Regions from separate parts of the Homo sapiens genome. Here regions 2 and 3 are each linked to region 1. A link is a loop called in an ENCODE intact Hi-C map of the cell type or tissue named here. Cell type or tissue: endothelial cell of umbilical vein. All regions are shown on one strand.

Region 1 (2,500 bases):
AACATTCAAGAGGGTCATATAGACTATAAATTAATGTCATGCCCTATATGTAATTCTGGGTCTTAAAGGAAAGATTGTACTTCAGGAGAAGTAACTCTCAAATATTTCATGCCAAGATTTTAAGAATGTTGGTATTTAAGAAAATAAATAGTGATTTGGAAAATCACAACAGATGTCACTAGGATAATAAAGAGATATATTACGATATATATATATATATATATATATATATATATATATATTTTTTTTTTTTTTTTTTTTTTTTTTTTTGAGACAGAGTCTTGCTCTGTCGCCCAGGCTGGAGTGCAGTGGTGCAATCTCGGCTCACTGCAAGCTCTGCCTCCTGGGTTCACACCATTCTCCTGCCTCAGCCTCCTGAGTAGCTGGGACTACAGGTGCCCGCCACCATGCCGGGCTAATTTTTTTTATATTTTTAGTAGAGACAGGGTTTCACCATTCACAGGATGGTCTCGATCTCCTGACCTTGTGATCTGCCTGCCTCAGCTTCCCAAAGTGCTGGGATTACAGGCGTGAGCCACCACGCCCAGCCTATGGTAAATATATTTTGAACTACAAAGGTGCTGTGGTACTTTAAAGAAAAACTATTTTTACTAGTTTATCTGAATGGTCTGTGGACTTTATTTAGAAACTGTTTTTCAGTTTAGTTTTTTGGACATATCCTTTGCTCAGTGTATTTTGTTACTTCTCTAGTAAAGGTAGAAGTGAAGCAGATGCCATTGTAGGTTTTACCAGCATTTAAATATATTATGAATTGCTTAGCAATGAAATGCAAGTATGCATCTTTTACTTAAAGATACTATTTATGTATTCAGCTACAGAGATGAAATAGCATTTTATGTGTTAATTGTTTTGGCTATAAAATTTAAGTCCTTACAGCATTTGGGGATTATACACTTGGATTTCAAAATTGATAAAACCCTTGTGAACATATCTAATAGATATTCTGTTTACTTGTAGAAATAATATAATGTGTCTGGTTCTGTTTTGTTAGACATTTTTTATGTTCTACTGAATCAGAATAGTCAGTGTTATATTCCTTATTTCAAGAATTCATCTATTTTATGGCTACATCTCATATGTGCTATGAGGACTTCTAGCCAGTGGGTGGCGCTGTAATACCGAAGTACTGCACTGCTTTGTTCCTGTTTCCTTGTGCTGATTCCTTTCTAGTATTTAGGTAACATTACCGGATGGCATTTCCCTTAAATTCCACCAACTCTTAATCTTTATTTTAAAAATGGCTACTTTTTTTGGGTGGTTGGGGTAAGGGTTAAAACCTTAAATTAGTAACCGCTGTTTATTTTCCAGTTTATTTGTTTTCTGTGATTATTTATAATAATTGATATTTGTTTTTACAAGTCCCCTGACCCTGTAATAATGAATGCAGCTATCTTAGGCAAAGCAAATAAATAAACTGGGCATTTTTAAAATAAAAAATTTAGGAAGTCATACTTTATTTCTTTAGGTATTCTTTCTGATTATGTTATAGTTTCTGCTTGGCCCGAGAACCTAATTTCTATATGGTGTGAATAATAGCCTCAGCTATGTAGCCTACATCTTTATTTTATTAATATTTTTCAAAAATTTTCTCATTATTTCTTTTTTATATTTTTATTTTTTGAATTTACTTAACCAACTTTCTACTAATAGCCTACATCTTTTACTGGGTAAAATAATGTGGAAGTTTAGTTTTTGTTCCTTTTATAGGTGTTTATCATAAGTGGCTTAGGGCTTAGATATGAACTTTCTGTGTTCATATTCTATATGTGCCATGCTACTTATAATCTAAATTTTCCTTTTGAAGGTCTTTATTAAAAAAATTTAGTATAGCAAATTAAGTGTGTACTAAAGTTATTTTCCTCCAGTTTTCTATACTAAGGAGCTTAAATGTTAATAAATTTCTCTTAAGTTATATTCTACATCTGACAAAGAAAAATTCTCTCTTTTTTTTTTTTGTGACAAAGTCTCACTCTGTTGTCTAGGCTGGAGTGCAGTGGTGCAATGTTGGCTCACTGCAGCCTCCACCTCCTGGGTTCAAGCGAGTCTTGTCTCAGTCTCCTGAATAGCTGGGACTACAGGTGTGCACCACCAGTCTCGGCTAATTTTTATATTTTTAGTAGAGACGGGGGTTTCACATTTTGGCCAGGCTGGTCCCAAACTCCTGGTCTAAAGTAATCCACCCGCCTCAGCCTCCCAAAGTGCTGGGATTACAGGCACGAGCCACTGTGCCCAGCTGAAAATTCTTTTAAGGGAAAGATGAGTCTTGATGTGTTTGGTCTTCAAATATGTGGGCTTGCTATATTTCGAGTGTTGAGGCTAAGATATTTTAACTTTTTCTTTTTCAGTGCTTCATATGTTGGCACTATTTTGGTCTTTGCCAACTTACATACAGAGTTCCCCGAATAAGCCTTTGCATTTAATCTTTTTTTTTTTTTTTTGAGACAGGGTCTTACTCTGTTGCCCAGGCTGGAGTGCAGTG
Region 2 (2,500 bases), 720 kb after region 1:
CCTACAGATGTTAAGGCCATCTGCAATGAATCTTTCTTTATGGCAGTATTAATTGGAAGATAGATGAAGAGTATGTGACTACTATGAGAGTTTTTTTCTGAGTGACTATACTGTTGTCCCAAAAGATTTTACTGAATATTGTATTTATAGTTAAATACTGTGATAGTGAAGAGGTAGCAAAAGACAGGGAAAAAGAGCATTTAACACCCATGTCATTTGGCTTGATATGATGCTTTTTTGTTTCTAACATCAAATCTTTTCAGACAAAAAGTAACACTACATTTGAAACTTGCTACAAGTGGATATAACCAAAATCTACCCATTTTTGATGCACAGATTTTGAATTCTTACAGTGTGATTTTCACATAGCATAATATAACAGTATAAGTAACATATAGAATATCTATTGCACCTGAGACATAGTCATTAGTTTGGCAACTGCTTAGAGGCAGAAGAGATATTCAGTGGTATAAATTTAAGAGAAAAGCATAGACATTTATATATTTATATTTTGAACTCATATTTATTTTTGAAGGGACACAATCTGTTCTTAGGAGTACTCTCAAAATAATAGCAAACATAATAGCAGGACTGGTTCAGTCCTGGTACCATTTCCTGGGAAGCACCAGTGACTTGAGAAAGTAGTTCTATGAGCTACTGTACTTGATGTTGTTTTCTGTGTTCTTAATTTGGATTTATTTAAACACTTTCCATCCTTTAATTTAGACAGCTCCAATACTATCTCTTTCATAACTCTTTCCTTAATGCTTCTACTCAACAGTAATCCATCTTTTCTATAAACTCCTGTATTTTTCCCTTATCTTATATATTCTGCATAAGATAAAAGGGTACCTGTGGGTATGGGATGGATTGCTGGAGAGAAAGCAAGACAAATGAAATGAACAGTGACTCACTGGCCTGACAGGCAGGCAAGTACGTGTTCCTCCTTGCTCTGCTGCTTACTAGCTATAAGCCCTTGAGAAAGTCTAGTCCTTTTTTTTGGGCCTCTGTATCATTAGCTATCTGGTTAGCAAAGGTTTGAACTCCAACTGGGACAGGATACTGACTCATTGCTTCCCCAGGCAGCTGTTTCTATGTAAAAATCAAGTCTGACTATTGGGATGCTCCGCCTTCCAGTGAAATAAAGTCTGTCTTTCTGAATCTCCTCACTGACCTCAACTCAACCTTTTGAAGTTATTTGGAACAACTTAGGTGGTTTCATAGTGTTTGAAGTTACTTTTCAGTTCTCTGACTGTTCTTTTCTTGAACTGAGAATCTTTAACTTCATATAACATGGACATGAGCCCTTTCTACTATTCTGGCTGCCCATATCTGACTGTACACAAGATGTCTTATGTTCTTAACTGTTGTCACCACTACTGAATGATGTATTTTGAGTGTACCTTGCAAATGGAGTAGAAAGTGTACTTATTTTGCAAATGGAGTAGAAAATGGAGTAGAAAGTGTACCTATTTTGCATGCTATTTTTTTTTCTCAATGCATTAGACTTGGGGCGGGTGTAACGACACCTTGTGGTCAATTTGTTTCATCCTTAGAGTAGATTCATCTTTTTTTTTTTTCAAATAGGCAAAACACAGTATGGTGACACTGTCCTGCTTCATGAACACAGTAAATGTTGCTGAGAGATCATGGCATTTTCTCTCCTGCTGAGACTAAGCTGGGCTTCTAAACCTTAAGAGAACACTCCAGGAAACTTCATCTAATTGGGTTTACTGTCTTGGAATCAGATGATTATTAAAATGCTTCCAATTGTATGTAGTATATATGATGTAGTATACTACATGGTTGTGCATTATAGTTAATTACATACACACATATTTTGGCTGTCAAAAGATTATAAATTCCTATAGACTAGCATATTTGTCTTGCGTATTTTTGCTTCTTGCTCACCACATCCTGACTACCATAATGCCTTTAAAATGGTAGATATAAATAACGCTAATATTTGTGTATTTAAAAAAATAAAATTAATAGAAATTAAAATTAGTTTAGACACTCTTGTTTCTTTAAGACTGTTAATAATTTCCTGGGCACTTGAATGAAAGAAAATTTTTATGAGAAAATATATTTAGGCGTACTGCCCATCCATAGAGGCCTAGGTTATAAAGTCCAAATTATTTTTCCAAAACTCAAGTCTTTAGTTTTACTTTATTTCCTAATCATCACTGATTTCTAATATTTTCTTCATGTATATTCATTTCATTTTTTGTTTAATCAAAGCTGTATAAGACAGTCCAAAATAAATCTCACTTACTTCAAATGGAGAATATTTCACACACTCATCATTTTGTTTTAAAAATCTTTAACATAGTCACATTTTGCCTCTGTAATTACTATTTCACATTCCTATATCTTTAATAGTACATAGCACATATATTCATAACTTTAAATTTTCACTACTTAAGCATTTATATAGTATGGTATGTGCTTTTTCTTTTTTTGTTTTTTGTTTTGTTTTGTTTTATTTTGGGATGAGCCT
Region 3 (2,500 bases), 230 kb after region 1:
TAAAGTCGTATATTATTTGGTGTTCTCTTATCCTCATTTAAGATTTTATTTAAAAATATTTAAAATATATTTCTAAAATACAGACTATATTGCCCGACTCTTTGAAAGCTTTCAGTAGTTCCCTATTACTCCTAAAGACCTAAATTCATTATATGACCTAGATGGTTGTGCAAGCTTTGGCTTCTGAACACCTTTCCATGCTCCTGGGACACCTTTCTCCCTCTCTGGGCTCCAGGCACTGACTGTAAGGCCCTGGAATGTGCTCTGCCACTGTTTTGCCCAGAGCTTTGTTTGTATACCTTCTAGTGCACCCCTCCTCCTGCCTATCCCAGCACGCTGTGCCTCTTTTTCCCTCTTGCTTTTCTTCCTTGATTAAAAATAGACTTTATTTTTTAGAGCAGCTTTAGGTTCACAGCATAATTGAGCAGAAACTACAGACAATTCCCATATATTCACAGCCTCTCTCACTCTTTCCTTCATTTTAGCCTCCCACACTAGATCTATTTCTTTTATTAGCTCTAATAAATAAATATATTAATATTTAATATTATTAATAGAATAATAAATATATATAAGAGAACCATATTCTCTTCCTTCACACATTACCTTGAGATTGTAATTTTTTATTGTGATTATCTGTAGCTTGTCTTCTTTTCCTCATAAAGCATAGAATCCATGAGGTCAAGGACTGTACTGACTTTTTTTTCCCTGAGATCTAATCAAGTGCCCATCATATAGAAGGTCTTCAATACACATTCATCATTGTGGTTGAATAACATATGTCATATAATCCTACACAGTTTCTGGGTAAAACATATCTCTATATAATTACCACTACAACACTTTGAAGATCTAAAATAAAAATTAACCATAATTTTGCTGTTTGTTTCTGTCTCAGGCTAATTTAGCATTTCACATTTATAACTATTCTGGTCCAGTAGCTCCTAAAATTTAACCACAGATATTTTATTAAGTATACACATACTGATGGAAGTAAAATTATTCTGTTCTGTGTTAAATGTAATAATTTACTTCTATTTTTACTCTTTCTTATGTCTGTTTTCAAACCTGAAGTGTTTGATTTCCTTCTGCAAAAATTTGCTTATCTTACCTGAGAGGCACATACCACCACAAGGGGGCAGAGATAGACAAATATTCAGTTCTTTGGACTGCATTCTCTATCCTGAGACTATTCTTTGACAGAATACATTTGAGCCATTATTTTTTCCATGAGTCTCTTTTTTCATTTGCCTTTCAATTTGAAATCTATAAGTACTATTATCCTCTTCATACAGTGTATACCTTTTAAAAGATGAAGAGACCTCCACTATATAAATTGTAGGCATTATATAACTTAACTCTTTAGTACATTAAGTAATTTTAGTTATAAGAATGCTATGTTAGATGTTGCAGTAAATTGTTCACTGGTAATTTCATAGCTAGTTTCTACTGTCTTATCTTTAGCCTACACACACATACACACATGTACACACACATATACATAGATACGTTGGTGGGGGAAAAAAGAGATTTTATTTTATTTTTGCATAATCATTCAGGGAATATTTAGGCATTTATGTCATAGAAACTAGAAATTAAACATTTGGAAAGAACAGGATTTTTTAGTATAGTTTTATTATTCTATCCTTTGTGCACTAAATATATATTCATCTTTACTTTGAGTAAGAAAAACACATGCTGAGCTATATGTATCTATCTTAACATAGTTCTCATAAACAGCTTGGGTAGGACTTTATGTCAGCAATCTAATTACATAACTCACCTTGTTTTATTGGTTATTCTGAAATTTAGTTCTCTGTAAATATAGAGCCCATCCAATTTAGAGTTGAATTTTAAGAATGTTAACTTTAACGATAATGAGATAATTTATGTGTGAACAGATGCCTTGGTTAGAAGGAAGTTTAGAGGAGAAAGAGAGCTTTTTATTATAGAAAAACCAATAGCAGAAAGAATGTGACTTTGATTCAGATTGGGAATCACCAAAGATTGGTAACCACATGAGAATTTCACAGACAAATCATCTAAACTTGATGCCGGGCATTCAAGGTCATCCATAGTCTGGGCCCACACATCCTCGCTGGCCCTTTTCTCATATCTCTACCCATCCTGCATTCCATTCACCTGGACCACTTGCCTTTTGGGGAACAAGTCATACTTTTCCATGTTTCTATGTCTTGGCCCTTGCCTGCTTTCCTAATCTGGAATTACACCTCTCCACGTCACCTCCGAGTTTTCCCCCAGGTAATGCAAATAACTGAGCATATTTGTCATACTCTAATTTATTGAGCTCATGGAAAGATATTGCTAATAGACCACAATATTTTCTCCAGTCTCACTAAATGTAGCCTCAGTGTCCTTCTCAGTACAGCTTCTCAGAATAATTCAGATACCTATACCAATTAATTACTGATAGTTTATGAGATATTTGCCATCTTGCTGACTTAGCCCAAATTTGTGTCTAGATAAGTAAGACCAGGAT

What was found. Hi-C counts contacts between places; a loop is a spot of excess contacts. Peaks named below come from ENCODE experiments on the same cell type or tissue, not always from the same donor. Only the 100,000 strongest peaks of a DNase experiment are listed, where the experiment ranks them.
Region 2: a loop joins it to region 1, with 5 times the contacts of the local background. A loop is called at or near these places in 10 of 110 quality-filtered maps.
Region 3: it touches region 1 in a loop (11-fold over the local background); 42 of 110 quality-filtered maps call a loop at or near these places.

What each region holds. Positions count from the first base shown.
Region 1 is chr1:99,706,368-99,708,867 of GRCh38, reverse strand. It overlaps FRRS1 (ferric chelate reductase 1), which reads left to right. Exons shown (of 17, transcript NM_001361041.2): 17 at 1-2,500. Among named protein-coding and RNA genes, the nearest start is that of FRRS1, 59 kb to the left of the region's middle. In endothelial cell of umbilical vein, a CTCF peak has its summit at 1,106 (motif pointing right); a DNase peak (open chromatin) is centred at 1,177.
Region 2 is chr1:98,990,360-98,992,859 of GRCh38, reverse strand. All of the region lies in intron 1 of PLPPR5 (phospholipid phosphatase related 5), which reads left to right. Among named protein-coding and RNA genes, the nearest start is that of PLPPR5-AS1, 13 kb to the left of the region's middle. In endothelial cell of umbilical vein, CTCF peaks have their summits at 1,319 and 1,520 (motif pointing left); a DNase peak (open chromatin) is centred at 1,059.
Region 3 is chr1:99,480,221-99,482,720 of GRCh38, reverse strand. LINC01708 (long intergenic non-protein coding RNA 1708) reads left to right here. Exons shown (of 3, transcript NR_125951.2): 2 at 2,484-2,500. Among named protein-coding and RNA genes, the nearest start is that of LINC01708, 6.3 kb to the left of the region's middle. In endothelial cell of umbilical vein, a CTCF peak has its summit at 1,136 (motif pointing right); a DNase peak (open chromatin) is centred at 1,170.